3 separate regions of the Mus musculus genome follow, and all the other regions are linked to region 1. A link is a loop called in an ENCODE intact Hi-C map of the cell type or tissue named here. Cell type or tissue: left cerebral cortex. All regions are shown on one strand. Links, peaks and the distances in the headings refer to the core of each region. The heading gives the core; the rest is flanking DNA.

Region 1 (11,062 bases), core at 3,193-8,192:
TGGACCACCAGCTGGAGGTCCTGGATGAACTGGGGAGAAAACTGATGACTCAAGGTCAAGAAAGTGTCATTCCTGCCATCCCAGCAGTGACACCAAGAGGGGCAAGATTTGAACTGTGCTTTTATTATATTGGGCCGCTATTGCATCTACAGTCAGAATATGCTAAGAGCTCTTCTCCATGTATCACCCCCAACTTGAAAAAGGGAAATACTAGTGGCCTGCCCTCCCTCAGGGCAGTTGATATGTCATCAACTAGCTGCCAAAACATGACACAATTCCACTGTCCACATGAGTTGCATACCATCCCTATACACACACATGTCCCTTCTATCCCCTTATCGCAAGCCAGTTCTTATTCTCCTTTCCCCTCCACTCTTGCCCAGATGCAGCCTCCACATCACCCCCCCCCCCACCCTGCCTCGAGATCTGTCTCATGGTGTGACTTTGTGCCACCTGTCACTTAGATCGTAGCACTAACATCTAGAATTTATAAAGAACAGCAAAAATTAAACACAAAAGACCAGCCTGCAAATCAGCAAACAGACCGACCAACAGACCATTTCAATGAAGAAATATAAACGGCTAGTAAGTATGTTAGGAGAGTCTTCAATGTCCCCAACCATTGTGGAAATATTTCTTCAGTCCAGCATTACTCCTGTGAAATCTCATGGGGACTTGTTTTGTTTTGTTTTTTAAATTTCTCTTCCTTTGTTGATCAGCTTTTTCTTTTCTTTTTTCCTCTTTCTTTTTTTGTGGAATTACTTTTACAATTTTTGTTTCCTGGGCATTGGCATTCCCTTACACATCCCTTACACATCTTCTACACCCCTTTTAAATTTCCAGCCAGCATTTTATTTTATTTTTTTAATGCTGTATGAGTACACTGTAGCTGTCTTCAGATACACCAGAAGAGGGCATCGGATCTCATTACAGATGGTTGTAACCCACCATGTAGTTGCTGGGAATTGAACTCAGGACCTCTGGAAGAACAGTCAGTGCTTTTAACCGCTGAGCCATCTCTCCAGCCCTCCAGGCAGCATTTTTATTATCTGGCTACGGAACATTTTGCCCTCCATCTTCTAGTCCTTATAAAATTCTTCATCTTTATTTAATTTTTCCTGCCACATATGAGGCTTCTAGCGTGACTTTCTTTTTACTATTTTGTTTTATAAATACTCATTTCATCATATAATTTGTCTGTTGTCACCTTCATTTCCTTAATCTCTTTGTATGTGTCTGTGTGTATATGTGTGTATGTGTGTATATGTATGTATGTGTGTATATGTGTGTATGTATGTATGTGTCTGTGTCTGTGTGTGTATGTGTGTATATGTATGTTTGTATGTGTGTATATGTGTGTATGTGTGTATATATGTATGTGTCTGTGTGTGTGTATGTGTGTATGTATGTATGTGTCTGTGTGTGTATGTGTGTATGTATGTATGTGTTTGTGTGTATATGTGTGTATGTATGTATGTGTCTGTGTCTGTGTATGTGTGTATGTGTGTGTACGTATGTATCTGTGTCTGTGTGTGTATGTATGTGTCTGTGTGTGTGTATGTGTGTATATGTATGTGTGTATGTATGTATCTGTGTCTGTGTGTGTATGTATGTGTCTGTGTGTATATGTGTGTATAAGTGTGTGTGTGTGTGTATGTGTGTGTGTGTGAGAAATCCTGAGCCACCATGCTGTGACAGACTGTAGGAATGCTCAGACATCCATCCGTGAAACAGCATCCCATTGTTTTGCTTTCCATGTGAATGTTTAGCAGGCTTGGCAAATTGAATTTCTGATTAAAACACAAAACAAAACAAAACAAAACAAAACAAAACAAAACAAAACAAACAGAGCAGAGCAGAGCAGAGCAGAGCAGAGCAGAGCAGAGCAGAGCAGAACAGAACAGAACAGAACAGAACAGAACAGAACAGAACAGAACAGAACAGAACATTGGCTAATTACAGAGGAGCGTACATCAGTTGAGGGCCCCTGAAGGAATAACACCCAGAAGCGAAATGCACCACAAAAAAGCAAGAAAGAAAAGCTGGTACCATTGGACTTGGTTAGTCAGACGGAATCAAGACTTCTAGAGAATCTGACCCGTAGTTGACTTTTCTTGGACATTTAAAAGCAGTGGAACATTTCAGGGGCAGCGGGGGTGGGCAGGAGTCTCCACATGACAGTTCTCATAACGAAGCTTCCGGGGTGGATGTATTGAAATTCCCTTGGGACATATCCCACCAAGCAAAGAACCTGAGGCCTCTATCACAAGACTGGAGTCTACTGGGCTGGAGATGGCTGAGAGGTTAAGGATGGATTCTACTCACTGGCAAACAGTGCTCAGGGCTAGGACTAGAGGAAAGATGTGTGATAAGCACGACCGTGGATCCTATTAATGTCGGATAGAAAGTACACAAGGCCACTCTCACAATGATGAGTTCTACTCACTGAGAGAGAAAGCACAGGATTACAGGCTAAACAATTCTCAGGATTTGGGGGAAATTCAGGTGGACACTGCTGGTTCCTAATAGAATAGCAAAGCCTCACCAGGTTGTTTGACGACTCCAGCATCCCAGGTGACCAGGCATCATTCTTCCTTCCATTGAAGAACCCCACCCCCCACCCCACCCCGTCCCGGTATGCTTTAATAACTGTTTTTTTTTCCCAATGCTTACTCTGTATTGTGTTTCCTATAGCAATCCAACTTTCCTTTGAAGATGATTTCTTTCTCCCCTAAAAGTTGCTAAGTCAGCTGGGCTAGCTGTCCAGTGAACCTCAGAAGCCTGTCTGCTTCTGCTTTCCCAGTGTGGGGATTACACAGCTTTCTACATTTCTGTCTCTTCTGGGAACTGGCTTACATGGAAAGCATTGCGTCAATCTAACTATTCCCCTAGTGCTGGAACACCATCCCAGCACGCAGCTGTGTGAGGGGAATTCTGAGTGCTTGTGAGGAAACTCTAAGAAAACAAGAGCCTTGTGACCTCAGCTTTTATAAACCATGGGATTGTTCTTGGAATGTGCTTTTGTCACCCTTCCATGTGCAACAGATAAGAGTGAGATGACTTCAGAGTATTTGTTACAACTGAATATTGTTATTTGTTTGTATGCCTCTATAGAAAAAGATGTTTTCACCAAGTGCAGCTGGTCCACTACGTGTGGCTTGCCTTCCTGACTGGGCACTTGACTCATGTGACCGCTCTTAACCCCTGGAGTATAAATTGTCTGATTCCCTGAGTAAAGTTGATATTGCATAAGACTTTACTCTGCCTCATTTATCAGCTCCATCCTCCCAGGTCTGCCTCTACAGCAGAACACCCTAGTCCTCATTTATTTCTTTGCTAAAATGTAATATTTTCCATTGGTGTTTTAAAAGTAATTTCATACCCCTTGCTAGATATAGTGGTTTAAATGAAAATGCCCCCCCCCCATAGGCTCATAGGGAGTGGCACTATTAGAAGGTACTTCTTTGTTGGAGTTGGTGTGGCCTTGCTGGAGGAGGTGTGTCACTGGATATGGACTTTGAGATTTCAGACGCTTAAATCAGGCTCTCTCTCTTTTTCCCCCCTTCCCTCCCTCTCTCCTCCTCTCTATCCCCGATGTCTGTGGATCCATATGTAGACTCTCAGCTACATCTCCAGCACCATGTCTACCTGTGTGCTGCCATGCTTCTTGTCATGATGAAAATGGACTAAACCTCTGAACCGGTAAGTCAGCCCCAGTGAAATGCCTTTCCTTATAAGAGTTGCATGTAGTCTTGATGTCTCTTTATAGCAATAAAAACCCTATCTAAGACACTAGACTAGCAATATGTATCTTTACACTTCGGAATTTACATGACAATAGAGAAGTAGATACCGATATAGACAGATTGGTGGATCAATAGATACGTCTGTTCCAATTAGTCATAGGGCCCATGCTTGTCAACGTTTTGTAACTTTCTGATGTCACAGGTTTACTATGCTAATTTTCTTTGGACTTGTAACATTAAACTAACCTTGTTGATGGACTCAGCAACCAGGTCTTCTCCTTTGTGCTACAAAAAAAGTTTCAAACTGACCACATATGCATCCTTCCTGGAGAATCCAAAAACAGAAAGGTAATTCAGTCCGGCCTCAGAGAAGAGAATACTGGAGAAAGCCCGCCCTCTGCTGGTCGAGAGTTGGAGACGGCGCGTGTACAGTACAGATCCTGCCACCTCCCACCCAGCAGTGCTGCATCTGCCCTGCTCCCTCACCCTCTGATTTAGCCTTCCCAGCAGCATCTTGAAAGTACGACTGAACTCCCAACAGCTTAGTCCTTCCAGATCCTGTCATTTTTGTTTAGTATTGATTTTTAGCAAAGTCTGATCGACTCTGTCACTTATTTTTTTTTAAAATTGTAGAAGTGTAACTTTAATTTCTTCAAAGCCTATTTATAATGATGGTTCTTAAATACTTTAACCCACCACCCACCAGAAATAGTGGAAAAGAAAGGATACAGAGAAGTGGACCTGTTTAGAAATGGTTCTTTGGAGCAAATCCTGTCTGTCTCGTGAGGAAATCAGCAGCGGCATCTCGATCCACTCACAAAGACTTCAGAGATATACCAGTAGTCCAGTTCAGTGGTATCAGGATAGCATCAGCAGTGGCATAACCTAGCAGGAACAGCCAGGCCTCCATTGAATCGGCAAGAGTCCGCAGGAGGTATTCAGACCAGCAGGGACACCAGGAGAAGTTCTCCACTATGCCTCTCTTGACAAAGGGAAGAGCAGTGAAGACTGGAAACCAACAAGGGCTGCACAGCTGGCATTACCAGCAAGGCTCAAGCTTAGCCAGGCCAAGCCTCCAGTTCCTCTCACAGTCCAGAGTCCTTTAATACTTCCTCCAAGCATTACATGTCCTCCACGTGTCTTACCTCAGCATGTGAGTCTGAAAATACAGTGAGGCAGACCAATACATGTGTGCCATTATCGAACAAACCTTCATCACATGTCCTTTCATGGGCTTGCTTTAGCAGAACAACCTTTAACATGTGTCCACCTCAGTGAAACATTCCTTCACGTGTTTGCCTCAGCAAAACACCATCCAACACAACTGACTTTCCAAAGAATTCTTAAGTTTCCACTTCAGAGAAGTCCTTTATATTTTCCTCATAAAATGATTCTGTATTATATCTGAATAAAATAGTAACTTTTCTTATTGCCTGGCTATTATCTTTTCTTTCTGGAAATTGAAAGGGGTCTTTTAATGGAACTAAAGGGAATATTTTAACTAAAGATTTGCTCCTATGGTTACTTCAGTGCAGACTGGGGCATTTAGCTCAAAGGCACAGTAATGCCCAACCCCCAAATTTACATATCCAAATCATTTAAGTATAGCACAAGGAAGTCCTTTACTAGATAGCCATTTAGAACTTGCTATCCTGAGGAAGGAATGGAACACCTGTTAACCATAGATACCACAGGAAAGACGAATGCTGAGCTATAAAAACCACAAACCACTGCGACTCTTCTGAGCTCTCCACATGATTCTCACTGTGCTTCTGTGGGGCATCACTGAGATGCCTGGCTCCAAACCACCTCTCTGATGACCCTATCTCCACACCCGTCCTTGAATCAAGAAGACATCATGCATGTATGTGAGTTGACTTCTTTAACAGGAGCAAATCTGCCAGTGCTTCTCCCAAATAAGCTGTGTGTTAGTGCCACCTTGTGGTCAAAAAGTAAATCCCCAGAACTCACTATACAAAGTACGTGTAATAAAAAACTAAAACTAAAACTAAAACATTTTGCTGCTGCTTTTTAAAAATTAATTAGATCTATATGCACCTATGGGGAAAACTCCGTAGACTTGCTAATCATAAAACAGTGTATAACAAATTTCACTTACAGTAGTATGAGGAATCTCAAAAAGCTACCTGGAGGCAACTGCAACAAACTGTTCATAATCTGGAAAATTGGGTCCCAGAGAGGGAGAGCTCAGAAGTGGTCTTTTTATTTCTCTGCAATGTCTGAGTTCAGGGACAATTTGTACTCTAAGTCCATTCTATCTGAAAACTAGATGGAGAACAGTTGACTTTGCTCTTCACGATGTTAGTGATAGGTTGATGCAAATGGGAATGTGTGAGTTGTGGGTTGAGGGTGTCTTAGTCCCTGTTCTAATGCTGTGAAGAGACACCATAACCAAGACAACTCTTATAAAAGAGAGCATTGAATTAGGGCTGGTTTACCGGACTAGCCAAAGGGTTAATCTATTACCATGTTGGCAAGTGTAGTGGTAAGCAGGCAGGCATAGTGCTGAAGAAATAGTTGAGAGCAGGCTGTAAGAAGAGAGAAAAAACAACAGAGCTTGGTGTGCACTTTTGTAACCACAAAGCCCACTCCTAGGGCCATGCCTCCTCCAGCAATGCCATACCTCCTAATCTTTTCCAAATAGGTCATTAACTGGGAGCTAGCCATGTAAATGTAGGAGGTGCACTGCAAGAATTTGTGTATCATTAACAAAGGTGGCAAGAGGCTCAGTTGTTAGGAACACTTACTGCTCTTTCAAAGGTTCAGAGTTAGATCCCAAATAGGTTGGGCCTCTCACAACCACCTACCTGTAAATTCAGTTTCTAGGGACCCCATGACCTCCTCTGGTCTCCACACATGGGCACCTGCACACATGGGTATATATAGACATGCAAAATTACTTACACACACACAAACACACATTAATAATAACAAATCTTAAAGGAAAAATAAGATGACACAATGTAACTTATAGTAGTGTATCTATAATCACAGCTTCTACAATGAGGTGGGTGTCTGGGACAGAAAATTTCCCAGGAGTTCACAGGCCAATGAATCTGTTATTCACAGCCATAAAAAAACAAAGATATCCTGCCTCAAACAAGGTAGAAAGACAGGACTAATACTTGAGGTTGCCTTTTGACATCCACATGTGGAGTGTAACACCAGTACTCACACTTACATACATGGAATATACAAATATACTCTCTCCTCATTCTTTCAATCCCAGTCTCTCTCTGCACACACACACACACACACACACACACACACACACACACACACACACACACACACGAGCATGTACTGGTAAAAAAAAAAAAACACTTCGACATACAAAGGAAGTTCAAATTATCCTTTAAAATTAAAAAAACATTTTGTTTAAGGGTAGCTCTGCTAAGCATAGTAGGAAAAATTCAGATGAAGTTCGCTAAGTTTGTGTTACTGTCAAATTTGAAGAAAGTTATAAACCTCTCTGTATATCTTCAGCAATTTATGAAGACATATTAAACTTCTAAATTGTATTTTGAGTCTTGGAAGTAATGAACATATTGTATGAATACTAGCCCCCGTTGCCTGGATTGTATTCTCCAAATCCATGTGTGGAAGTTCTAATTAATGATCCCTCAGACTATGAATCCCCATTTGGAAATGGAATGTTGCCTTTGGTGTCAATTCTAATGAACTCATGCTGGAGAAGGGCAGGCTCCTGTTCCAAAGTAACGGGAATGATTATAAAAGGAAGTCTCAACTCAGATCCCTGTAAAGGGATATGTACATATCTATATGGAGATTAGCATTAGAATCAGAAGATAAATTTGTTTAGCATTCTCCCTGCCCCTCCATCCCCGCCGCCAAAGAGGACACGCTGACTCCTAACCTCTAGTACATTAGAATGCTAACTTACTTGGAGATCTTTACAGAGACTTAGTCCAGTCTCTCAGAGGCAATAAAGTTGAAATAATTGGGGTGGGCCCTAAGCCAACATAACTGATGTCCTTATAAGAATAGAAAATTAATTGGGGAGATGTCTCAGTCAACAATGTGCTTGTCTTGCAAACACAAGTTCTATCCATAGAAATTTAAAACAAAAACAAAAAAAAACCAAAATAATAATAATAAAAACAAACAAAAACAGCTTCACATAGTGGTGCACTGTTGTAAAGCCAGAACTTGGGAAGCAGAGCCAGGCAGATCCCCGGAATCACAGATCAGCCATTCAGATTACTTGGAAAGTTTCCGGCCAGTGAGAGAACACGTCTTCAAATTTATTTTTCCAAAGAAGGTGAAGAGAACTGAGGAATGAGTGAGTCCTGGGGTTGCTATCTGACTTTTTTATACATATGTGCGTGTGCATGCTCACCCCTATACACATGCACACACACACACACACACACACACACACACACACACACACCATATGCCCATGCACACACATGAAAGTTGAAACCTGGAGATGAACACAAAAGAAGAATATAAAGACACAAGGTGAAGCATGTTACTTCTAACCTTGGGAGAGAGGCTAACACAGATCTTTCCCTCACAGCTCCCAGAAGGAGCCAGCCCTGTCAAAACATGGATATTTGACTTCTCATTTTCAGATAGGTGAGGCCTTAAGATTGTGCTATAAGCCTTTCAGTTTGCAGCAATTTATTATAGCATCCACAGCAAATGAGGACATTCGCCAGTACATACTGTGTTTATTATCTGTTTCTATGAAAGATTATGTGAGATAAATAACTGGGCCTGTGGTGAGGCCGAGCATCATTGGTGCTTATGAACAGTGGAGCAAAGATGTGCATTGTTTAGTATCCAGGAAGAGAAGAGGAAGGAGGAGGAGACTGCAGACAAAATATATCCTTCAAGGACATGCCTTCATGGATCTTTTTTCTCCAGCTGGGGTCTGTATCTTAAATTTTCTATACTGCCTCTCAATGACCAAATAAGTTATAATGTAAATCCTCTATGGTTATATCAATTGATCAAAGTGGAGGAGCCCAGGTAGATTAGACCCTATGATCTAATCTACCCCTCTGAACAATGTTGTACTAGGAACCAAGCCTTCGACACAGGTCTTTGAGGGAGGCAGTGTCTCAGATTCAAACCATAAAGCATTTCCACAGCTTTCGTCATTCCTGTTTACAACCTTGTAAGTAATTCTGCTTGTACTGAAATTTAATGTGTAATAACAACCTAAAAATGTTGTAAAAGAATTCCCTTGATCATTTGACTTATATACAGCCCCAAAGCTTCATTTTCCCTCCATTCATCACCTCACCATCTTTCTTTACAAGTAGGAGAACAATTTTCCAAAACTTGACTATGATCGAGACACTCTGACAATGAAAATCTCTCCGTTGCACATTGCCCTTAAGCCAAACTCAAGAGAACAAAACAAAACATCAAAACAACCCACTTGGCTGTCTCTCAAGGCCTCTTGAAGATCCTTTTTCCTGCTTTACTGCTCAGTGGTTCTCAGTATGAGTCTCTCATTCCTAGCCAGAATGCTCTTTCCCCATTTTAACTCTGCTCACTGACTTTCTGTTAAGTTTACACAAGCAAAATCCTGCCTGTTCCAGAAGGCTAAGTCAGACATCCTTTCCGCAGTGACACTTTCCTGGTTAGGAGCTAAGAGAAAGTCCATTGCCCTGTTTATATCTGACCTCCAAAGGCAATATCGATAACTGTGCCCACCTTCCTCTGGAGGATGAGGGACCTTGCTGGAGCATTGTACAAGGTTGTCATCTGTCAAGTGTGCAATAAAGAAGTAAAGTTCTCCCTAGTTAATGAAAAATCCACCTTTCTTTCTAAAGCATTACTTTGGAGATACTGTTTTAGACTTGAAAATACCATAAATAAATAGCTATGTGTTTACACAGTATAGACAAGTTAACTACTAAACACACATTCAGTAGAAATCACGAATTGTCCATCGACATTTTTTTATTCCCTACCTCCTGCTCCACGTGTTAACAAACAGAAACCAGTCAGCCACATTTCCCAATCCATCCATCCTGAGTGCAGTTTGGTCAGAAAGTTTTCTTTAGAACAGGATGAAAAATAAAGTGTCTGACTTCCTGGGTAACTTCCTAGAAAAGTAATAGGTTTTCCTTGTAGTCTTTGTTCCTTGCAGTGGTGGGCCAAATGAACATGGTGGTTTCAGTTTCACAGAAAAGAGCAACACGTGAGCCAAAAGACTTGGGAAGGAGGCATGGAACGCCAGGCACCATAAACAGAACCCCCACAAGCCAGGACCCCCCTCCATCCTCTGGACATTTATTTATTCAATAGAAAAAAAATACACTTAAATTTTTCTTGAGCCAAACCCACTTTTCCCCCTTTTGGTCATTCCATTGCTACAGCCATATACCTTGAAAAAGGTACCAAAGCACAGTTATAAAATTCAAACATTTATGCTGAACAAAGATGCTGAAAATAACCTTCCTCAGAAATTATTCTCAATAGTCATTTTGATTGATTCAACTGAATTTCAACAGAGAACAATAGCCAGTGTTTCTAATGATAGCGATTAGTCATTCAAAAAAATGTTAATGCCCCAAGTAACCTTTGTAAGAAGAGAAGCAGTTGTTTGATACGCTTTAGAAAATTTATTTTAAAATTATCCAGATTTGAAAGGGTATTATGTTTACCAGCAAAGCATTAAAATCTCTCTGGAAAACTTGGTTTCAGGTAGTTGTGATGTCATAAGGTTAGAATAATTGGGATAATTTGTCTAATCTAGGTGGGCAGCTTTTATCATTATCAGTTGGTTCTGAAATTATTATATTGGCATCTTGTAAATTGAGAATTTATTGATACATAAATCTGATTGATTAATTATAAGCTTCAAGAGTTTTGATTTACTGGGTTACTGAAATGTGGGACTGCCAACTACAGGGGTTTATGGCCAAGAGAGAATTAGTGGTTCCAGAGATAAGTGAACCAGAGCTGGGAGCAAAGCGGTCAGATCAGCCAGATCTATTGGGTAAGCTAGAGAGAGTTGGTGGGGTTCAAAAGTGCAGGAAGCCTGCCAGTCCAGCCCCACTGGAGAATTTTTTTTTTAAAAAATATTTCCTGTAACAAACTCAGGTCCTTTGGAAGAATGGTGCATATTGAGTGTTCAGCCACCATCCCAGCTCCCTTTTACTGAGGGAAGAAGACACTTTTAAACAATTCTTTATAGGAATGTTACTAAGTGGTATTAGTAAGTCAAATGTGGTTGGAAACCTCAATCTCTGGAGTCTTCTGCAGGGAACATGTGTTTATCAGAGAGGTGCCTGACTGTGGTGAGGCAAGCA
Region 2 (11,062 bases), core at 2,599-7,598, 170 kb before region 1:
TAATTCTGTATCAAGGGCAGTTGAGCTAAAGCAGAAAACTCCCAGAACCCAATCTTGTTCATTACTGTCACCTATTCATCGGCTGGATGATGTTCGGAGATTCAAAGCATTGTTCGCTTGAGATAACCCCAGCAGTGAGTTTCATCCTTACAAGGCTCTTCAGAACTATGCTTCTTATAGAAGAGGAAACTGAGGTCAGCAGACTCTCCAAGCAGCACAGCCAGCCAGTCGTATAGCTGGCTCTCCTAGAGTGTCGTGTTTACCAGCTCCACTGTACAGGTGCCGGTTGTTATCATGTAGAAGAATGTGAATCGATCCATACTTATCTCCTTGTACTAAGGTCAAATCTAAGTGGATCAAGGAACTTCACATAAAACCAGAGACACTGAAACTTATAGAGGAGAAAGTGAGGAAAAGCCTTGAAGATATGGGCACAGGGGAAAAATTCCTGAACAGAACAGCAATGGCTTGTGCTGTAAGATCGAGAATTGACAAATGGGACCTAATGAAACTCCAAAGTTTCTGCAAGGCAAAAGACACCATCAATAAGACAAAAAGACCACCAGCAGATTGGGAAAGGATCTTTACCTATCCTAAATCAGATAGGGGACTAATATCCAACATATATAAAGAACTCAAGAAGGTGGACTTCAGAAAATCAAATAACCCCATTAAAAATGGGGCTCAGAACTGAACAAAGAATTCTCACCTGAGGAATACTGAATGGCAGAGAAGCACCTGAAAAAATGTTCAACATCCTTAATCATCAGGGAAATGCAAATCAAAACAACCCTGAGATTCCACCTCACACCAGTCAGAATGGCTAAGATCAAAAATTCAGGCGACATGGATGTGAAGAAAGAGGAACACTCCTCCATTGTTGGTGGGATTGCAGGATTGTACAACCACTCTGGAAATCAGTCTGGTGGTTCCTCAGAAAATTGGACATAGTATTACCGGAGGATCCAGCAATACCTCTCCTGGGCATATATCCAGAAGATGCCCCAACTGGTAAGAAGGACACATGCTCCACTATGTTCATAGCAGCCTTATTTATAATAGCCAGAAGCTGGAAAGAACCTAGATGCCCCTCAACAGAGGAATGGATACAGAAAATGTGGTACATCAACACAATGGAGTACTACTCAGCTATTAAAAAGAATGAATTTATGAAATTCCTAGCCAAATGGATGGACCTGGAGGGCATCATCCTGAGTGAGGTAACACATTCACAAAGGAACTCACACAATATGTACTCACTGATAAGTGGATATTAGCCCCAAACCTAGGATACCCAAGATATAAGATACAATTTCCTAAACACATGAAACTCAAGAAGAATGAAGACTGAAGTGTGGACACTATGCCCCTCCTTCGAATTGGGAACAAAACACCCATGGAAGGAGTTACAGAGACAAAGTTTGAAGCTGAGATGAAAGGATGGACCATGTAGAGACTGCCATATCCAGGGATCCACCCCATAATCAGCATCCAAACGCTGACACCATTGCATACCCTAGCAAGATTTTATTGAAAGGACCCAGATGTAGCTGTCTCTTGTGAGACTATGCCGGGGCCTAGCAAACACAGAAGTGGATGCTCACAGTCAGCTAATGGATGGATCACAGGGCTCCCAATGGAGGAGCTAGAGAAAGTACCCAAGGAGCTAAAGGGATCTGCAACCCTATAGGTGGAACAACATTATGAACTAACCAGTACCCCGGAGCTCTTGACTCTAGCTGCATATGTATCAAAAGATGGCCTAGTCGGCCATCACTGGAAAGAGAGGCCCATTGGACATGCAAACTTTATATGCCCCAGTACAGGGGAACGCCAGGGCCAAAAAGGGGGAGTGGGTGGGTAGGGGAGTGGGGGTGGGTGGGTATGGGGGACTTTTGGTATAGCATTGGAAATGTAAATGAGCTAAATACCTAATAAAAAATGGAAAAAAAAAGAAGTATGCAGAAACGTGAAGGGTGTCGTCTCACTGCACTGGAGCTAGCACAGTGGGTGAAGATGCCAAAGCTGTTGATGCTGCCAACTTGTGTTCAAACCCCAGAAGGCACAGTGGAAGGATAGAACTGAATATAAGCTGCCCTCTCACCTTCAGAAGCACACTGTAGCATAAAGCATAAACACACACACACATGGACACATGCACATGCAAGTGCAGAAAGAAAAAGTAAACATATAAAAAATATTTTTAAAGTCAAAATTGAAGACCAGTCTTTTGCACCAGTGAGACAGACAACAGACAAAATAACAGAGGGGAGACACTATGATCAAGACAGTGGTTCCCTACCCCCTCCCACAGAAGGCTCACCTCTTGTCCTTGGATTATGCTAACCTCGCTAATTTCCTCAAACCCGGGACACTGAAAAATTTGCAGTAGTGAGGGACTGTGTTCGCCCTCTCCCCTGGTTTTTACTGCAAATAAAAACAGATCATTCTAGCTCAAACATACACACACACACAGGCACGCACGCACGCCCCCACACACACACAAATGTCTCATACTAGTAAATATTGATGAAGAAATCAAAATTAACCTCACTGAGAAATAGGGAAAATTGTCGTCCTTTGCATATTTGCTTATTTTGAGTACCCGACACACTGGTAAATCTTCTGACCTAGAGATCTTTAAGAGGATAATCTTGAACAATTACAGACCTCAGGATTTTGTGAAGTCTGAGGCATGTGGGTTGCAGCTCTTGCACACAGGAGCCTGTGATGGGTGGCTTGCTGAAAAGTGTGTAAGGAAGAGAGAAGACAAACTTAGTCACACAGAGAATATAGAACCTGCTAGATTTTATCCAGTAATTGTGGGAAACTACAGAAGCAACTTGGTGGAAAATGACCCTGCTAGGTGTATGTTTTTAGATTTTGCTCTGGGCTTTGTGTAAGACCATCCTCTGACAACAGTCAACTTATGCGTTTTTCTCAGAAAAGTCTTCACTGTGTGCTTTGATTCTGTTATAGGTCTATATTTAAAATGGCATGCCCTCTTTTAACATTTTCTTTCTCATCTCCTAATATTTCTCCATATCCTAATATTTTTGCGTTGAATTATATTTTGCTAGAATTTTAATTGTTTGTATTTTATTTTAAAGATGAGTTAATGTATACTGACATCTATGACTGCAGTACATTAAAATATGTAAATAAAATATTTACACATATATTAATAACAACTTATTATAACTGCATTAACTAGATTCATATTGCTGATAATATTATTCTAGAAAAAGCAAAGAAATGTTTATTAAAATATCTGGTTATAGATATTTTGTACTAAAATGTGCTGTAAATTGACAATGAGCTATTTATTAGTTATTGCTTTAGAAATATTGCTTTAAAACACTTAAATATTATTAAAACTTAAGTCTGAAAAATCTGTAATATTTTATATTTAATTACCTATAGATACAGCTGCTTCTCTGGTATTCATTTAAATTTATTGTTTTTATTTGATAGGTAAAATTTACTTCTCTTTATTTAAATCCATAAAATTAACTTGGGCCAAAGAACTTTGATGCTTATTTAGCAGTTAGATTTCCTCAATTTATTGATATCTTCCTATTTGCCAGGATGAAACCATTACCTGAGCATACTAATAACTGCTTGCTAGTCTTCTCCCATTTTATTCATGATTTTTTATACTTTAAGCACTTAATTTTGCTGTTTTTCTTGTTTGATTTTAACTGGATACCAGCAATTTTGTCCTCTTTGTCTCTTTCTCCTTTTCTGTCTCATCCTTGCTCTCTTTCTAACTTTGGCTCTCTCAGTCTCTCTGTCTCTGTCTCTCTGTGCATTTCTGTCTCTCTCCCTCTCTCCCTTGCTCTACCTCTAACTTGAGCTCTCCCTCTCTCCCTTGCTCTAACTCTAACTTGAGCTCTCCCTCTCTCCCTTGCTCTAACTCTAACTTGAGCTCTCCCTGGCTCCCTTGCTCTTCACTCCAGGATTCTCTCCTCACTTCTTCCTCCCTCTGCTCTTGTTCTCTTCTTTCCCCTTTCCTTTTCTTTCTCCTTACCCTAGCCACAATAAAATTTACTGAGAAATTTCTCAGCTTTTCTCCCTGACACTTGTAGCACCTCTATCTATTTTCCCTTTAGTTGTATTCACTGGAGCATCTATTCCACGAGGGATCTCATTGTGTAATTTTGCCAAAATTTCTGAAGTCTTAAATGCCTAATGATAGTTTAATGTTTCCCCAGTTAAACAGTAATTCAACTGGATATAGTCCCATATACTAAAATTGTTACACCACCAAATCTTACTCATCAAATGTGTGACAAAATGATTGCTAAGCTTATAGAGTAGTTATCACATTCTGGATGTTTTTGGACTACTGTCACTGTCTTAGTTGGAGTTGCTATTGCTGTGGAGAAACACCAGAAAAACATTTAATTTGGGCTGGCTTACAGTTTCAGAAGTTTAGTCCATTATCATCATGGCAAGAAGCATGGTGGTATGCAGACAGACATGGTCCAGGAGAAAGAGCTGAAAGTTCTGCATCTTGATCTGCAGGCAAAGAAAGAGATCATATGCCACACTGGGCATAGCTTAAGCATATAAGACCTCAAAGCCAACTTCTATAGTGACACACTTTCTTTAACAATCCCACACCTCCTAAGAGTGCCACTTCCCCTGGTTGGCATTTGAAAACATGAGTCTATGGGGGCATACCTAGCCACCACAGTCATATCTTTGATGTTACTAAACCTTGCTATGGAGACTGAACAATATTTTCTCTTCTCCTTTGTACTTAGCCCTCTTCTAGTTCTCTCAAAGTATGGTCATCCTTGAAGGCTATCTGCAATATTGTATCTAATGTGCATCCTTCTATACTTTCTTTCTTTGGAACAACCATATAGAAAAATTTGATTCCTTCCATTGTGTCTGCTGTGCCAACTACTGTGTTTTCAAGTTTAATATTTTCAATTCTATGATTTATTTTCTAGCTTCTTATTCGTGGTATCTTACCTTTCCCCTAAACATAAATATTCATATTGTACTAGTCTGAAAGTATATTTCCAGTTATTGTTCTCTTATGCTACATTTTCAACTTCAACCTTTCTTCTATAATCATATATTAATTAATCAGGCACTCTCCTGTTGATTCTGGAGTTCCAGTTTCTCTGTAGGCATCAATTTCCTCCAGTTGGTGGCGCTGAGTGCATGCTCAGGCAGGGCTGGGGATAAGTATGATGGCACTAAGTCCCAAACACTCAAAGCACTATTGATAGCCTCCATTTGATGTCACTACTCCTGTAACTCATGTCAGAGATCTGCAGGAGCCATGGCAAGGAGACTACCTGCAGAGTAGACTGTTAGAATAATGCTTAATGGTCCAGGGACCTAGGATATGAGAAGTTAGAGGTTTAAATGCCTGAAGACCATCTTATTACTCCACCCATAACTTCTGTTTCCTTTTTATTTGTCTCTTTATAGCCTATGTCTCTCTAAGCCATTCATTTTCTGGGTATCAATGTGACTTTGTCATGGAAAGAGAAAGGAATGGTTATCTGAGGACAAAGAGAAGTATCAAAGGCCTTTCTTTAACAGCTCGAACAATGGCCAGGCTAGGGCGAGGCCTTTGCCAAGAATAGATAAGATGACAATGGTGGCTTATTTGTGTTTCCTGTGGGCTGCTTTAACTGTATGTTTGAGGTAGTGGGTGTGGCTGGAAGCTCACACTGCTTTTCCTTCATGAAAAGAGTAGGTGTTTTGTTTTTTACCGTGCTTCTCTCATATTTCTTTGATTTGAATCAACATTATCCACTTTCTCCAGCTCTAATTTATGATTATATTCACAGCAGATTCCAAAAGTAATATTTAATACATCAAGCCCTCCCATGGCTTATGACAGACACTGTAAAAACACATTTGGCTTATGTCCAATGCTGCCTATGAATTTTTATGTCTGATCACAACTTACTATCTTCCAGTTTTGTTTTTAGATATGGCAATACCTCATCTACTCTTTTCAGTGAATTCATGGAATATCTGATTTATGAATGCTAAAATGGAAAATCTTACCTAATATTTGCTCTATTGCCATTTTGTCTATATATAGACTACTACAAAGGTCTACATTTTATCAGTGAAAACAAACTATATGAATACAAAAAAATAAAAAGACAACAAAGGAAAAGGTAGATGGGAGGAGTGGGAAATGGAATATGGAGTGTAAAAACTAAATTAAAGATAAAATAAAATTAAAAAAATAAAAATTAAAAAACGACAAAGCAGTTAAAAAAATAATATTTAATCTCTGTGTCTAGACATGTTTCGTATGCTTTTTTTTAGTTAGCTATTTTCTTCTATTTGTTTTATCCTATTCTGGTTTGTTTGTTTTGATTTGATTTAGTTTGATTATCTTCTATTTTATTTTAATTATTTGTTTTATTATTTTTTCTTTTTATTATTTATTTTAATTAATTTAAATTTATTTATTATTGTTTAAGTTAAAATTTTAAATTAATAATTTTTATTTTTGTATCATAAGCAATGGGCATGTTTTATACATTAAACATTACTTTCAGAATCTGTTGTGAATATAACTATGAATCATTATTTTTAGTATTATTTACTGTTCATTTTCTAACACAAGAGAAAATGAAAAGGTGTAGATTTGGATGGAAGGAGACTTGGGAAGGACCTGGGAGGAGTTGAGAGAGGGGAAACCATAATCACAATATACTGAAGGAAAATATCCATTTTGGGTAAAAGAAAAAATATTTCAAATGACTATTAAAAGTTTATAGACCCTAAGCTATTCAACTTTAAAATAAAATGAAATACTGATCCAACTATGAGATAATACATTCTTGGGGTAAATTAGTAGTTACTTAGTGGACTTCTAGTTAAATGTTAAATAGATGGACATTAAGCAAAATCTTTGACAGGTAACTTTATGTCTCAGAAAGTGTTCTTAATGAAGAGATAAGTGTCACTGACTTTACATTGTTGATTTCCACCTGTTGTGTACTCTCTGTTGACGGTAAAGTACTAGGTCCCTAAAGATATCTAGTTCCTAATCCTAGAAATCTGTGAATATGTTGTCTTCTGTGACAAAGCATTTGGAAGAAAGTTCATGAAACTCGCAGACAAATGGATGGAACTTAAAATATCACCCTAAGTGAGCTAACTCAGTCACAAAAGAACACACACGGTATATACGCACTAATAAGTGGATATTAGCCCAAAAGTTCGGAATAACCAAGATTCAATTTACAGACCATATGAAGCCCAAGAAGAAGAAAGACTAAAATCTGGATACTTCAGTGCTTCTTAGAAGGGTGAACAAAATACTCACAGGAGGAAATATGCTATCAGGGTGTGGAGCAGAAACTAAAGGAAAGACCATCCAGAGACTGCCCCACCTGGGGGTCCATCCCATATACAAACCTGGATGCTATTGTGGTTGCTGGGAAGTGCTTGCATGTGACTGTCCCCTGAGAGGCTCAAAGGACTGAAGGAGCCGAAGAAGTTTGCAACACAGAGGGGGAGCAACAGTGTCAAGTAGCCAGACCCCCCTGGAGCTCCCGGGGACTGGACCACCAACCAAAGAGTACACATAGAGGGACCCATTGCTCAGGCTGCATATGTGGCAGAGGATGGTTTTGTTGGACATCAGTGGAAGAAGCCGCCATTTGGCCTGAGGGTGTTCAATGTCCCAGTGTAGGGGAATGCTATGGCAGGAAGACAGTAGTGGGTGGGAGGGTGAGGGAGCACCCTCATAGAAGCATGGGGAGGGGGAATGGGATAGGGGGTTTCTGAAGGGGAGAGTAGGAAAGGAGAAAACATTTGAAATGTAAATAAAGAAAATATCCAAAAACCAAAACAAACAAACAAAAACCCAAGATTTTGAGATGGAAGGATTCTCCCAAATTATCTCAGTGGACCCAGTGCAATCACAAGGGTTATTACCCAGGGAGACAATAGAGATGTCAAAAAAGAGACATGTAGCAATAGGACCAGAAATTCTTTTTCCATTTGGAGAATGGACATGAACAAGGGGGTTGACGTGACTACTAGCAATAAGAAAAGGCAAGAAAGAGTCATCACAGGAGCCACGAGAAGGAGCACAACCCATTAGCACCTCCAGTTTAGATTTGATCTCCAGAATTTTAGGGAAAAAAATCGGAATTGTTTTAACTCCAAATTGTGATAATTTTACAAAATAACAGAAGACTTATACAATGTAAAATAGTAAAAGTTTTGGAAAAATCAATTACAAAAGTTAAACTTTTGACACATCAAATGTATGAGCGTTAAAATTACTAAATTTATTAAATGTATAATATGAATATGATGATATAACGTGCTTGTAGTGTGTCATTTATCTTACTAAACAAAGTGATAACAGTTAATTGTAATTACAAAGATCATTACTAGCATTGATTATATGCTTGTGCTCCAGAAATTTTTTTAACAAATATTCATGAATCATCTCAGTTATTGCTTCTTCAATGAAGATATTATTGTCATTTTACCAATTAAAATGTTTGTCCATGATGACTCAGTAAGAGTTGCTCCCTGAGCCTGCACTTTGTACTCTGTGTAAAAACAACCCTAGGTTAATCAAGTCAAACATTTCAGCCACAGTGACTCTCACAGTAGAAAACAGATTTATTTTCTTCTTTCCTTTATCTAAACAATTAACTTGAATACACTTTAAATTCACAACAGATAAATTTTAAAAGAACATAACATTAAAAAGTTTTTAAAATGTGTTGAGATGACCTTTAAAAACATACTGGCCAGTGTCATTTAATTTTAGAAAGAAAAGCACATTTCTTCTTTCAGACGAAATTGCTGAGGGTTTTATACAAATATATAATTGTGTAAGAGGGAAATCATATGCTGACCTGCTTGATTACATTCCATTCAAAATTCTGCAAATCTAGCATATGGTGATTAAAATATCTGTACAGTTACTCATAAATTACAAAGAAACGCGTTAGAAAGTACAAAATAAGAAATTGACCTAAAATTTAACCTTGAGGAGTGGGAGATGTCAAATGTCATCTACGGTTCACCTTAGAACTACCTAGGGGAAATATAGATGTACAAAAATTAAATGTAGGCAAGCAGAATACTAAACGTCCTAATTCTAGTCCTCAATGAAAAAATAGAAAGTCACTACTGATTTACATCATGGCAGTGGTTAAGGGTTACGTGTTTTGAAGCTGTCAGAATATCAATATACTCTCAATTATTCTCAGCATTGGAGCATCTTGTTATTAATTGTATTTCCTTAATAGCAGATTTATGAAGAAACAATTATAATCATAGAAGGAAATAGAGCACAAGAACTTTTTGTTTGCTCATTCATTCATTTATTTTTAATTAATTGATTAATTAATTCACTTTATATCCCAACTGCAGTTTCCCCTCCTTTCCTCCCAGTTCTTCCTGCACAACACTCCACAAACCCCCAAGAATCCACCCCACCCTCCCTACATGAAGACCAAGTTACAAAACTATAACGTATGCAGAGGGCCTGGGTCAGTCCCATTCATGATCCTGGTTATCAATTCAGTCTCTTTTAGACCCAAGTTAGTCGATCCTGTAGGTTTTCTTGTGGTTTCTTTGACCCCTCTGGTTTGTAGGATAGAATCTTTCCTCCTCCTCTCCCATAGGATTTCCCAAGTTCCACCTAATGTGTGGCTATGGGTCTCTACATCTGTTTCCATCAGATGCTAAATGAAGCCCTCCCTAATGATGGTTATGCTATGCTCCTGTCTACAAATATTACAGAATATTATTAATATATCAGGAATGATCTCTGTCTCATGGCATGCATCTCAACCTGGACCAGTCATTGGTTGTCTATTCGCTCAATTTCTGCTTCATCTTTATTCTTGTTTATCTTTTAGGTAGGACAAATTGTAGATCAAAGGTTTTGGGGCTGAGTTGGTGTCATAGTCTCTCGAATGGAAGTCTTCTCTGGTTACAGGAGATGGCCAGTTCAGGCTCCATATCCCCCGTTGCTAGGAGTCTTAGCTAGTGTCATCCTCAGATTCCTGGGAGTTTCCACTGCACTAGGTTTCTACCTTGATCCAGAGATATCCCACCCATTCTATTTGTCTCTCTCAGTCTCTCTCAGTCTCTCTCAGTCTCTCTCAGTCTCTCTCTCTCTCTCTCTCTCTCTCTCTCTCTCTCTCTCTCTCTCTCTCTCTCTCTCTCTCTCTCTCACCTAATTTCTCCTGTTCCCATCTTCACTCATACCCACAAGAAGTCCCTTACGCCATCGACCCACAATATCTATTCTTTTTCTCTTTCTCAAGTTCACCCTTGTTCCCTCCTTGTAATTTAGTTTCTTTGGGTCTGTGGAATTTAGCATGGTTATCCTTTACTCTATGGCTAACCACTTATAAGGGAGTACATACCATATTTGTTCGTTCTTGGTTACCTCACTCAGGATGTTTTATTTTTTCCTAGTTCCATCCGTTTCCTGACAAATTTCATGATGTCATAGTTTTTAAAAGGTCAGTAATACTCCAATGTGTTAATGAACTACATTTTCTTTATCCATTCTTTGGTTAAGGGCCATCTAGGTTGTTTCCAGGTTCTGGCTAAAGCTGCTATGAAATAGTTGAGCAAGAATTCTTGTATTATGGTGGAGTATCCTTTAATTTACATTTCCCTGATGGCTAAGGATGTCTGCCACTAGAGATTCCCCTGAGAGAATTCCATTTAGATCTGTACCCCATTTTTAAAATTGGGTTATTTGGGTTGATAGTGTCTAATTTCTTGAGTACTTTATATATTTGGGATATCATCCCTCAGTCAGATGTGAGGTTAGTGATGATCTTTCCCCATCCTATAGGCTTCTCTTTTGTCCTACTGAGGGTCTCCATTGCCTTACTGAAACTTCTCAGTTTCATGAGGTCCCTTGGATTCTAGTGCTTGAGCTATTGGTGTTCTAGTCAGTAAGGTGTCTACTGGAGACACAAAATCTTTTGCAATGGTAAATAGTGATCATTTTAGTTTATATTGATATCTGTTCCTCATAGGGAAAGATTCATTATGTATCCAACTGTTACAAAAGGGA
Region 3 (11,062 bases), core at 2,335-7,334, 910 kb after region 1:
CTCCTCCATAATGAGCTGCATCATCTATGAACCTGTAAACCCTTTGTCTCATAAGATGCTTCCACAGGGATAGCTTACCACAGCAACGGAAAGGTAGCTAAGATAGAGAACTAAATGGTAAAGAGTGCTGTTACAGATTTGTATGTTAGGACATTTGTAAGATGCATGCTCTCTACAAGACTGACTGCTTACTGTTGGGAAGAGTGCTGTTTCAGAGAATGGATGGAGCAGCTGCACTAATGCATGTAATAAAATCATAGGTAATTTTAAGTGTTTTTAGAGCACACCTCATATGCCTTTTAGAGAAGTTATTTCCACAAATGCATGTGGTAACTATGCTCTAATAAGTACAAGGAAGCTACAAACACGTGTTTAATGATAGTGTATGAAACAGTTCATCTCAGATCTCAGGATCATGGTGTTATTTCTGATAATAGATTTAATATCTATACCACCGTGCAGCATTAAAAGCATGTACAAAGAACTAGAGAGATATCTCAATGGTTAAGAGCACTCATTGCTCTTGCAGAGGATTCAGGCTCAGTTCCCAACCCCACCTGGGGGCTTATAACCATCTATAAGTCCAGTTTCAGGGATTCAACTTGTTTTCCTGGCCCCTAAAGTCACTGTTTCATATTGCTCATACATGCTTTCAGGCAAAACACTCATGCATATAAAATAAAAATAACTAAATCTTTTTAAAAGCACACATTAAAAAGAATATTATAAAGTGTTACTTTTTAATCCCTTTGAGAGCATTATCATTTTTATGACTGAGTGTGAACATACTATAGTACGTGAAGTAGAGTATTCAAAGACATAGAGTACAGAATTTGCTAAGAACAGTATCATCTCCTGAAGGGAGGAAAAAATTCTAATGGATGTATTTCTTAACAACCAAATTACTGTTCTTGTGTAGAATCATGGAAAATGTGAGAATATACAGCATCACAGTGGGACAAAAAGAGGGAGGCTATCTGGCGAAAATATCACAATTATGTCTGGTCTCCCTGGATGAATAGAGGAAACTAGGAATGGGAAGAATGGTGGGGTCCATTAATCCTAGCTGCCAGCTTCTCACAGGCCCTGTTTTGTAGTGGCCAATACATCTCCCATACTGAGATAATCAACAGACTTTTTTCTTGCTGCAGAACCCCAGGGGTGAACAGATGTCAAGATGAGACTTTCCAGGAAGTACTGTGTGTTATTAGGGACCCAGACCTATCACTTATAAACTCATACATCTCACTTACCCACAAGTCACAGTCACTCAGCAACTACCTACACTTCAAACCAGCCATGTGCCTTCTCACACACAAGACCCCAGGGCCATTACCACCAGTCAGATTTTTTTTGTACCTAAGATCCATAGCATCCCAACCCTGTTTGAAGTGCTTCAAATCAATGCTACTCCATTCTGATTTTCATCTTTAACAATGGGAATTAAAACTTGGAAACGTGACTGGCCAGTCTAGGACTGCAATGATATTAGTATCTATGTGGCAGGCTCTCTGGTTTCACATCACAAGGTTGATATTTGAACAAGCTGGGCTTGTTCAAAATGAGTAATCAGGGATGAGAACTCAGCTATAATCAGTGCTACAGTCTTGATACAGGATATGGGCTGGCTGTCTCTGGTCATTGCTCTGGATATCCAAATACATGGAGAATCCTTTCCCAAAGCTCTAGGGAGGGACAGGAATATGAGCTAGCTTGCCAAGGTGATGTGTCTAATGCCCTAGGTATGGCATAAGCAATGAAGCCTTACTGTGGTGGCTTGAATGAGAAATGCTCCCCACAGAGGACTTTATTGGAACACTTGGTCCCCAACTGGTTTTAATGTATAGGTAGGTTATGGAACCTTTAGGTGCTAGGGAGTACATCACTGGAGGTGAGCTTTGAGTTTGTATGGCCTTGTTAGACTTCCTATTCCCTTTGTTTCCTGTTTATGAGTAAAGATTTGATCAGCCAGCCTCCTGTTGCTGCCTTCTTGTCAGACCCTGCCCTCTCCATCTATTACGGACTCTCCCCCTGGAACCATAAGTCAAAATACACCCTTGCTTCCTTGAGTTGTTTTTGGTGGTGGTATTTTATGACAGCAACAGAAAAGTAACAAACACAAGAGGCCATCGTTGAATCGTGTTCAGACATCTCTGCAGTCTTACCTTTTACCTGGACTGCCTGCATATCTGTACTCATTCGCATGCTAACCTGTGGACTAGGCTAAATTGCAATTATCTAGCTTTCAGGAACTCTTCCCTATAATAAGTTCCTTCCTAACAAGACTCTTTTAGTACCCATCCTAATTCCTGACAAACAGGTGATGTAACTACCACCCAGCATGCAATTTTGATTACAATTCTGAGGCCACTTGGATATGTTTTTTCCCCCAATTGTAATTCTAATTAGTCCCAAGTCATTGTGATTTTCTTTGTTCTTGACTATGTTGATTTTAATATTGGTTGGAATTCTTGCTATAAGTTTGTAGGATCAATAGTGAACTTTACCAGTATCCTGTCATTCCCCTCTTAGACTTCTGCTTGCTACTGTTTTAGACCCTGTGTGTCCCTCTGTCTCTTTGGATATGCTGAGCTAGATAGAGAAGTCTTCCTCATTCATCCTCACAATGTTACTTTGGGCAAGATCTAAAACTTTTGAGATCCCATTACTATTGACATTCCCACCCTCCATGGGAAAATCTGCCATTAGCCAGAAGGTTAAAGTCGCTTCTTCAAGTCCCCCACCTCCATCCATCAGCGAGGTGATCAGAGGCAACCCCAGTTGCTTATTTTCACCTTCTACCTTCTTCGAAACAGGATCTCTGGTTCAACACTGTGCATCCCAGGCTAGCTGGTCATCAAACTGGAAGTGGAATAAGAGATGTGCACTATCTATGTGGCTCTTTGTGTGTCCTGGATCTTCCAGCTCAGGTACTCGCCTGTGTGCAGTAACACTCTACTCACTTAACCCCAATACCAAGGCGTTAGTTTAAATTTTCTGTATGTGACTCTTTCACTCTGGGTCTTCTAATGCTACAGTGGCTGTACCTTCACCAATGGCCTCCTCTAGCCTCTTATAGGGCCAAGCCTCAGCTGCTCTCCATGACCCCTGCATGCCTTCAAAACCGGTACCATCTGGATGACTCACACTACCAAGTTCAGTTGACAGTGCAAGTTACAACCTCAGCTGCTACTGGAGCACAGCTTCTGTGTGATGACCCTGAGGAAACACTTCTCGGAAGATTCACCTCAGTGATGTTAGTCTCTTCTTAACCACTGCTAATTTTTCTAGCTCCAGCTAACCAAAATAAATTGCCCTAGAAACAAAAATGTTTCACTTCAATGCTGCTGGTCTGTTATTAATCTTCAGCTCCAGCTAATCAGAGGATCAGAATCCTAATTCAAAATAGAAAACGGTCCTAATAGAGTCATTTCTTTTATCTTAATGGCTTTTTGTTTATTTGCATCTGAGTTTACTTAACTTACTAACTAAATAGACACAATTCAGCATACAAATGATTTGCATAAAAAGAGATTATTACAAGTAGTAATATATATGTAACAATTCAAAGCTCTGTCTTTCAACTAGGACATACAGTGTTTAAACGTCCCTCTGAAACGTGACAGGCCAGGCCTCCATTGCTTGCATGATCCTCAACACTCTTATCCTATGAAGCAGCTCACTAAGCTTTGAACATTTCATAGCTTTTCTAGGCCAAAGTTCCATAGTCCTTCAACAAACCTCTGCAAAACAATACAGTTAGGTCTGTCCCACGATACCCCTCTATGCTGGTACCACATGTCTTAATTAGGGTTACTATAGGTGTGATGCAACACCATGACCCAAAGCCAAGTTGGCAGGGGAAGGGTTTACTTGGCTTACACTTCTTATATTGCTGTTCATCACTGAAGAAAGTCCGTACGGGAACTCAAACGGGGGGAACCTGCAGTCAGGAAGAGTTACAGAGGCCATGGAGGGGTGCTGCTTACTGCCTTGTTCAACATGACTTGTTCAACTTGCTTTCTTATAAAACCCAGGACCAGCAGCCTAAAAAAGGTACAATCTACAATGGGCTGGGCACGCGCCATCAATTAGTTTGGTGTTATGGAGGCATTTTCTTAATTTCGGTTCCCTCCACTCAGATGAATTTTAGTTTGTGTCAAGTTGACACACGGTGCTCACCGCAGCCACTGAATAGAAAATCGACCTCTGTAGTTAAGGGTCTGTCTTTTCCATCAAGTCAAGGTTTGGAAACCAGAGCTCTTCTTCGGAGTCATAAATCTAATAAAATTGAGCTTGTACTGACATCTTGTGGCCATTTTGAGCTTCACAACTCGGCACTAATTCTGCAGGGACAAAGCATCTGCTTTGGTAACTAACCACTTTCGGATGGTTTGCCCCATCCGAAGTTTTAGAATTAAAGAAAGGGAGGCTGGTTTGGGTTTATTTGTTGGCTTGCTCACTGTTCATTCATTTGTTTCCATGGCTCTGAGAAGCTTTAAATATGGCTAGGAAAAGATTGCTCCCTTCCTTGTAATAGTGTGACATGAGCAGAGACTTTGTGATCTTGCCCCTAAACAGGGTGTTTTTAATGTCACACCAAACAGCTTGCCAAACCCTAATGATCACTTTTAGCACTCTTGTCTGTAAGGGAAACCCTGAATCTTATACTCCTAGGAGGAATGAAGAACGTAGAACCATCACTAAGGAATTCTCTGATATTTCACCAACCCTACAGTACCTGCACTGTAGTGAGAGATATAGCCTAATACTGCTGGCTGCAGCAGCCAAGATCTCTTTGGAGACCTCTTTTCAGTGATGCTGGGATTTTGATTTCCCTGCAAAAGGGATTCCAGGACCTGTGAGCTTGGAGCTAAGTCAGTGTTTAAGGTAAGCGAAGACTTAGTATCACCATTTGGTGTTTTCACAATAGTTCTATATGTGATTTTGTCACTTTTGAAATGACATTCTTCAAAGTACTTAAAAGATTAAGTTAAAATGTTTGGGTATACTTCTTGTTTGAAGAGATCCTCTTTGTTAAATGAGACTATAGGATGGATAGTTTGTGTCAGTTACACAGTTTTGCTGACAAGAAAGGAGTGATAGTAAGACAGAAGTTAGGAATACTGAGTCCTGCATGGCTAGGTGTAAGGGCCAGCACAACATGGTTCCTGCTCCCAGAACAGAGCCATCAGGGTATATGCTTCCATGATGGTCAATGGTTGCTGCAGCAGAAGGCTTATTTTTATATTTCACTTGATGTTCCTCCTTCAAGGAAGGTCCTCGCTGTTATAAAGTGAATGACTCCATGATAATTAGAACAGGAGTCCAGGGTATGTCTGTGTCTTTAGCAAACACTGGTAAACACTGGGACCTTCAGGACAACCTTTAAGGCTGTAAAAAAGAACTCTAAAAACTCGAGTAGGAAATATATAATGTCTTAAATGTGTAAAATATAAGGGTACAATATGAATTCTATAAGGAGCTTCCCAGATATATAAGGAACAAAGGAAGCTGAACTATGAGCCAACTTGTCAGAAAGATACTAAGGAAGGAGATAAAGAGATTTAGGAAGTGGTGATTGCAGTAGATCCCACCCAGGTAAGATTTTTGTTTATGCTTGCAAGGGTAGACAGATGCCTGAGTTCGAGGTCAGCCTGGAACAGAGAAAGGTTAAGCCCAAGCATAGTAGAAATGTTAGTTTCAGGGTAGGGTTCCACTCAGCTACCTTATCATTTGTGCTTAACAGAAGCAGGAAGCCCTCTGAATTCTTTTGCTATGAAGGACGTCATGGTGTGTGCTTTGAGTGTGAACATGGCTCCACATCTGCTAGGAGTCGTCTCAGAAAAGCACAGGTCTGCAAGTGGAAAAGGGGTAAAGTCAAACTCAAAGACCATGTAAATTATAGCCTTAAGCACAGTTCATTTCTGTGGTAATAGTCTTGTTTGCAATAGCTCTTAAATATGGAAGTATACTGTGTCTCTGGGTGATTTTCACAGTAAGGGTGTTGTTTTTGTTGTTGTTGTTGTTGTTGTTGCTTTACCTTGGTTTGTTTTTTGTTTAGATGGTCGTTTTGCTGTATAAGGGCCCTGGCTATCCCGGAACTCCATATATAGACCAGGCTGGCCTCAAAGTCTAAGATCTACCTGCTTCTGCCTCCCTATTGTTGAGATTAAAGGCTTCTGCCACCACTGCCCAGCTGTTAGTTTTGTTTTACTTGGGTCAATTTTTTATGTTAGTGTTTGTTCTTTATTGGTTATTTTATTTATTTATTTATTTATTTTTCAAATGTTGCCCCCTTCCCAGTTTCCCCTTAGGGGAAAAAATCTTTTTTTATGTTAACGATTTTTCTTTATTGGTTATTTTATTTTATTTTTTTTCCATTTTTTATTAGGTATTTAGCTCATTTACATTTCCAATGCTATACCAAAAGTCCCCCATACCCACCCACCCCCACTCCCCTACCCACCCACTCCCCCTTTTTGGCCCTCGCGTTCCCCTGTACTGGGGCATATAAAGTTTGCATGTCCAATGGGCCTCTATTTCCAGTGATGGCCAACTAGGCCATCTTTTGATACATATGCAGCTAGAGTCAAGAGCTCCGGGGTACTGGTTAGTTCATAATGTTGTTCCACCCATAGGGTTGCAGATCCCTTTAGCTCCTTGGGTACTTTCTCTAGCTCCTCCATTTGGAGCCATGTGATCCATCCATTAGCTGACTATGAGCATCCACTTCTGTGTTTGCTAGGCCCCGGCATAGTCTCACAAGAGACAGCTACATCTGGGTCCTTTTGATAAAATCTTGCTAGTGTATGCAATGGTGTCAGCGTTTGGATGCTGATTATGGGGTGGATCCCTGGATATGGCAGTCTCTACATGGTCCATCCTTTCATCTCAGCTCCAAACTTTGTCTCTGTAACTCCTTCCATGGGTGTTTTGTTCCCAATTCTAAGGAGGGGCATAGTGTCCACACTTCAGTCTTCATTCTTCTTGAGTTTCATGTGTTTAGCAAATTGTATCTTATATCTTGGGTATCCTAGGTTTGGGGCTAATATCCACTTATCAGTGAGTACATATTGTGTGAGTTCCTTTGTGAATGTGTTACCTCACTCAGGATGATGCCCTCCAGGTCCATCCATTTGCCTAGGAATTTCATAAATTCATTCTTTTTAATAGCTGAGTAGTACTCCATTGTGTAGATGTACCACATTTTCTGTATCCATTCCTCTGTTGAGGGGCATCTGGGTTCTTTCCAGCTTCTGGCTATTATAAATAAGGCTGTTATGAACATAGTGGAGCATGTGTCCTTCTTACCAGTTGGGGCATCTTCTGGATATATGCCCAGGAGAGGTATTGCTGGATCCTCCGGTAGTACTATGTCCAATTTTCTGAGGAACCACCAGACTGATTTCCAGAGTGGTTGTACAAGCCTGCAATCCCACCAACAATGGAGGAGTGTTCCTCTTTCTCCACATCCACGCCAGCATCTGCTGTCACCTGAATTTTTGATCTTTGCCATTCTGACTGGTGTGAGGTGGAATCTCAGGGTTGTTTTGATTTGCATTTCCCTGATGATTAAGGATGTTGAACATTTTTTCAGGTGTTTCTCTGCCGTTCGGTATTCCTCAGGTGAGAATTCTTTGTTCAGTTCTGAGCCCCATTTTTTAATGGGGTTATTTGATTTTCTGAAGTCCACCTTCTTGAGTTCTTTATATATGTTGGATATTAGTCCCCTATCTGATTTAGGATAGGTAAAGATCCTTTCCCAATCTGTTGGTGGTCTTTTTGCCTTATTGACGGTGTCTTTTCCCTTGCAGAAACTTTGGAGTTTCATTAGGTCCCATTTGTCAATTCTCAATCTTACAGCACAAGCCATTGCTGTTCTGTTCAGGAATTTTTCCCCTGTGCCCATATCTTCAAGGCTTTTCCCCACTTTCTCCTCTATAAGTTTCAGTGTCTCTGGTTTTATGTGAAGTTCCTTGATCCACTTAGATTTGACCTTAGTACAAGTAGATAAATATGGATCGATTTGCATTCTTCTACATGATAACAACCAGTTGTGCCAGCACCAATTGTTGAAAATGCTGTCTTTCTTCCACTGGATGGTTTTAGCTCCCTTGTCGAAGATCAAGTGACCATAGGTGTGTGGGTTCATCTCTGGGTCTTCAATTCTATTCCATTGGTCTACTTGTCTGTCTCTATACCAGTACCATGCAGTTTTTATCACAATTGCTCTGTAGTAAAGCTTTAGGTCAGGCATGGTGATTCCACCAGAGGTTCTTTTATCCTTGAGAAGAGTTTTTGCTATCCTCGGTTTTTTGTTATTCCAGATGAATTTGCAAATTGCTCTTCTAATTCGTTGAAGAATTGAGTTGGAATTTTGATGGGGATTGCATTGAATCTGTAGATTGCTTTTGGCAAGATAGCCATTTTTACAATGTTGATCCTGCCAATCCATGAGCATGGGAGATCTTTCCATCTTCTGAGATCTTCTTTAATTTCTTTCTTCAGAGATTTGAAGTTTTTATCATACAGATCTTTCACCTCCTTAGTTAGAGTCACGCCAAGATATTTTATATTATTTGTGACTATTGAGAAGGGTGTTGTTTCCCTAATTTCTTTCTCAGCCTGTTTATTCTTTGTATAGAGAAAGGCCATTGACTTGTTTGAGTTTATTTTATATCCAGCTACTTCACCGAAGCTGTTTATCAGGTTTAGGAGTTCTCTGGTAGAATTTTTAGGGTCACTTATATATACTATCATATCATCTGCAAAAAGTGATATTTTGACTTCCTCTTTTCCAATTTGTATCCCCTTGATCTCCTTTTCTTGTCGAATTGCTCTGGCTAATACTTCAAGTACTATGTTGAAAAGGTAGGGAGAAAGTGGGCAGCCTTGTCTAGTCCCTGATTTTAGTGGGATTGCTTCCAGCTTCTCTCCATTTACTTTGATGTTGGCTACTGGTTTGCTGTAGATTGCTTTTATCATGTTTAGGTATGGGCCTTGAATTCCTGATCTTTCCAGAACATTTATCATGAATGGGTGTTGGATCTTGTCAAATGCTTTTTCTGCATCTAACGAGATGATCATGTGGTTTTTGTCTTTGAGTTTGTTTATATAATGGATTACATTGATGGATTTTCGTATATTAAACCATCCCTGCATTCCTGGAATAAAACCTACTTGGTCAGGATGGATGATTGCTTTAATGTGTTCTTGGATTCGGTTAGCAAGAATTTTATTGAGGATTTTTGCATCGATATTCATAAGAGAAATTGATCTGAAGTTCTCTATCTTTGTTGGGTCTTTCTGTGGTTTAGGTATCAGAGTAATAGTGGCCTCATAAAATGAGTTGGGTAGAGTACCTTCTACTTATATTTTGTGAAATAGTTTGTGCAGAACTGGAATTAGATCTTCTTTGAAGGTCTGATAGAACTCTGCACTAAACCCGTCTGGTCCTGGGCTTTTTTTGGCTGGGAGACTATTAATAACTGCTTCTATTTCTTTAGGTGATATGGACTGTTTAGATGGTCAACTTGATCCTGATTCAACTTTGGTACCTGGTATCTGTCCAGAAATTTGTCCATTTCATCCAGGTTTTCCAGTTTTGTTGAGTATAACCTTTTGTAGAAGAATCTGATGGTGTTTTGGATTTCTTCAGGATCTGTTGTTATGTCTCCCTTTTCAGTTCTGATTTTGTTAATTAGGATTTTGTCCCTGTGCCCTTTAGTGAGTGTAGCTAAGGGTTTATCTATCTTGTTGATTTTCTCAAAGAACCAACTCCTCCTTTGGTTAATTCTTTGAATAGTTCTTCTTGTTTCCACTTGGTTGATTTCACCCCTGAGTTTGATTATTTCCTGCCGTCTACTCCTCTTGGGTGAATTTGCTTCCTTTTTTTCTAGAGCTTTTAGATGTGTTGTCAAGCTGCTAGTATGTGCTCTCTCCCGTTTCTTCTTGGAGGCACTCAGAGCTATGAGTTTCCCTCTTAGAAATGCTTTCATTGTGTCCCAAAGGTTTGGGTACGTTGTGGCTTCATTTTCATTAAACTCTAAAAAGTATTTAATTTCTTTCTTTATTCCTTCCTTGACCAAGGTATCATTGAGAAGAGTGTTTTTCAGTTTCCACGTGAATGTTGGCTTTCCATTATTTATGTTGTTATTGAAGATCAGTCTTAGGCCATGGTGGTCTGATAGGATACATGGGACAATTTCAATATTTTTGTATCTGTTGAGGCCTGTTTTGTGACCAATTATATGGTCAATTTTGGAGAAGGTCCCGTGAGGTGCTGAGAAGAAGGTATATCCTTTTGTTTTAGGATAAAATGTTCTGTAGATATCTGTCAGGTCCATTTGTTTCATAACTTCTGTTAGTTTCACTGTGTCCCTGTTTAGTTTCTGTTTCCATGATCTGTCCATTGATGAAAGTTGTGTGTTGAAGTCTCCCACTATTATTGTGTGAAGTGCAATGTGTGCTTTGAGTTTTACTAAAGTGTCTTTAATGAATGTGGCTGCCCTTGCATTTGGTGCGTAGATATTCCGAATTGAGAGTTCCTCTTGGAGGATTTTACCTTTGATGAGTATGAAGTGTCCCTCCTTGTCTTTTTTAATAACTTTGAGTTGGAAGTTGATTTTATCCGATATTAGAATGGCTACTCCAGCTTATTTCTTCAGACCATTTGCTTGGAAAATTGTTTTCCAGCCTTTCAATCTGAGGTAGTGTCTGTCTTTTTCCCTGAGATGGGTTTCCTGTAAGCAGCAGAATGTTGGGTCCTGTTTGTGTAGCCAGTCTGTTAGTATGTCTTTTTATTGGGGAATTAAGTCCATTGATATTAAGAGATATTAAGGAAAAGTAATTGTTGCTTCCTTTTATTTTTGTTGTTAGAGTTGGCATTCTGTTCTTGTGGCTGTCTTCTTTTTGGTTTGTTGAGGGATTACTTTCTTGCTTGTTCTAGGGCATGATTTCCGTCCTTGTATTGCTTCTTTTCTGTTATTATCCTTTGAAGGGCTGGATTCGTGGAAAGATATTGTGTGAATTTGGTTTTGTCGTGGAATACTTTGGTTTC

The links. A loop is a pair of places that touch in the nucleus more often than their neighbours do. Peaks named below come from ENCODE experiments on the same cell type or tissue, not always from the same donor. Only the 100,000 strongest peaks of a DNase experiment are listed, where the experiment ranks them.
Region 2: it touches region 1 in a loop (5-fold over the local background); 2 of 42 quality-filtered maps call a loop at or near these places.
Region 3: it touches region 1 in a loop (5-fold over the local background); 11 of 42 quality-filtered maps call a loop at or near these places.

The regions. Positions count from the first base shown.
Region 1 is chr8:66,491,770-66,502,831 of GRCm38, forward strand. No RefSeq gene overlaps it. Among named protein-coding and RNA genes, the nearest start is that of Tma16, 11 kb to the left of the region's middle. In left cerebral cortex, for the core only: CTCF peaks have their summits at 4,145 (motif pointing left) and 5,694 (motif pointing left); DNase peaks (open chromatin) are centred at 4,153 and 5,666.
Region 2 is chr8:66,318,034-66,329,095 of GRCm38, forward strand. All of the region lies in intron 5 of Marchf1 (membrane associated ring-CH-type finger 1), which reads left to right. Among named protein-coding and RNA genes, the nearest start is that of Tma16, 160 kb to the right of the region's middle. In left cerebral cortex, for the core only: a CTCF peak has its summit at 5,163 (motif pointing right); a DNase peak (open chromatin) is centred at 5,227.
Region 3 is chr8:67,401,873-67,412,934 of GRCm38, forward strand. No RefSeq gene overlaps it. Among named protein-coding and RNA genes, the nearest start is that of Nat1, 84 kb to the right of the region's middle. In left cerebral cortex, for the core only: a CTCF peak has its summit at 4,315 (motif pointing left); a DNase peak (open chromatin) is centred at 4,306.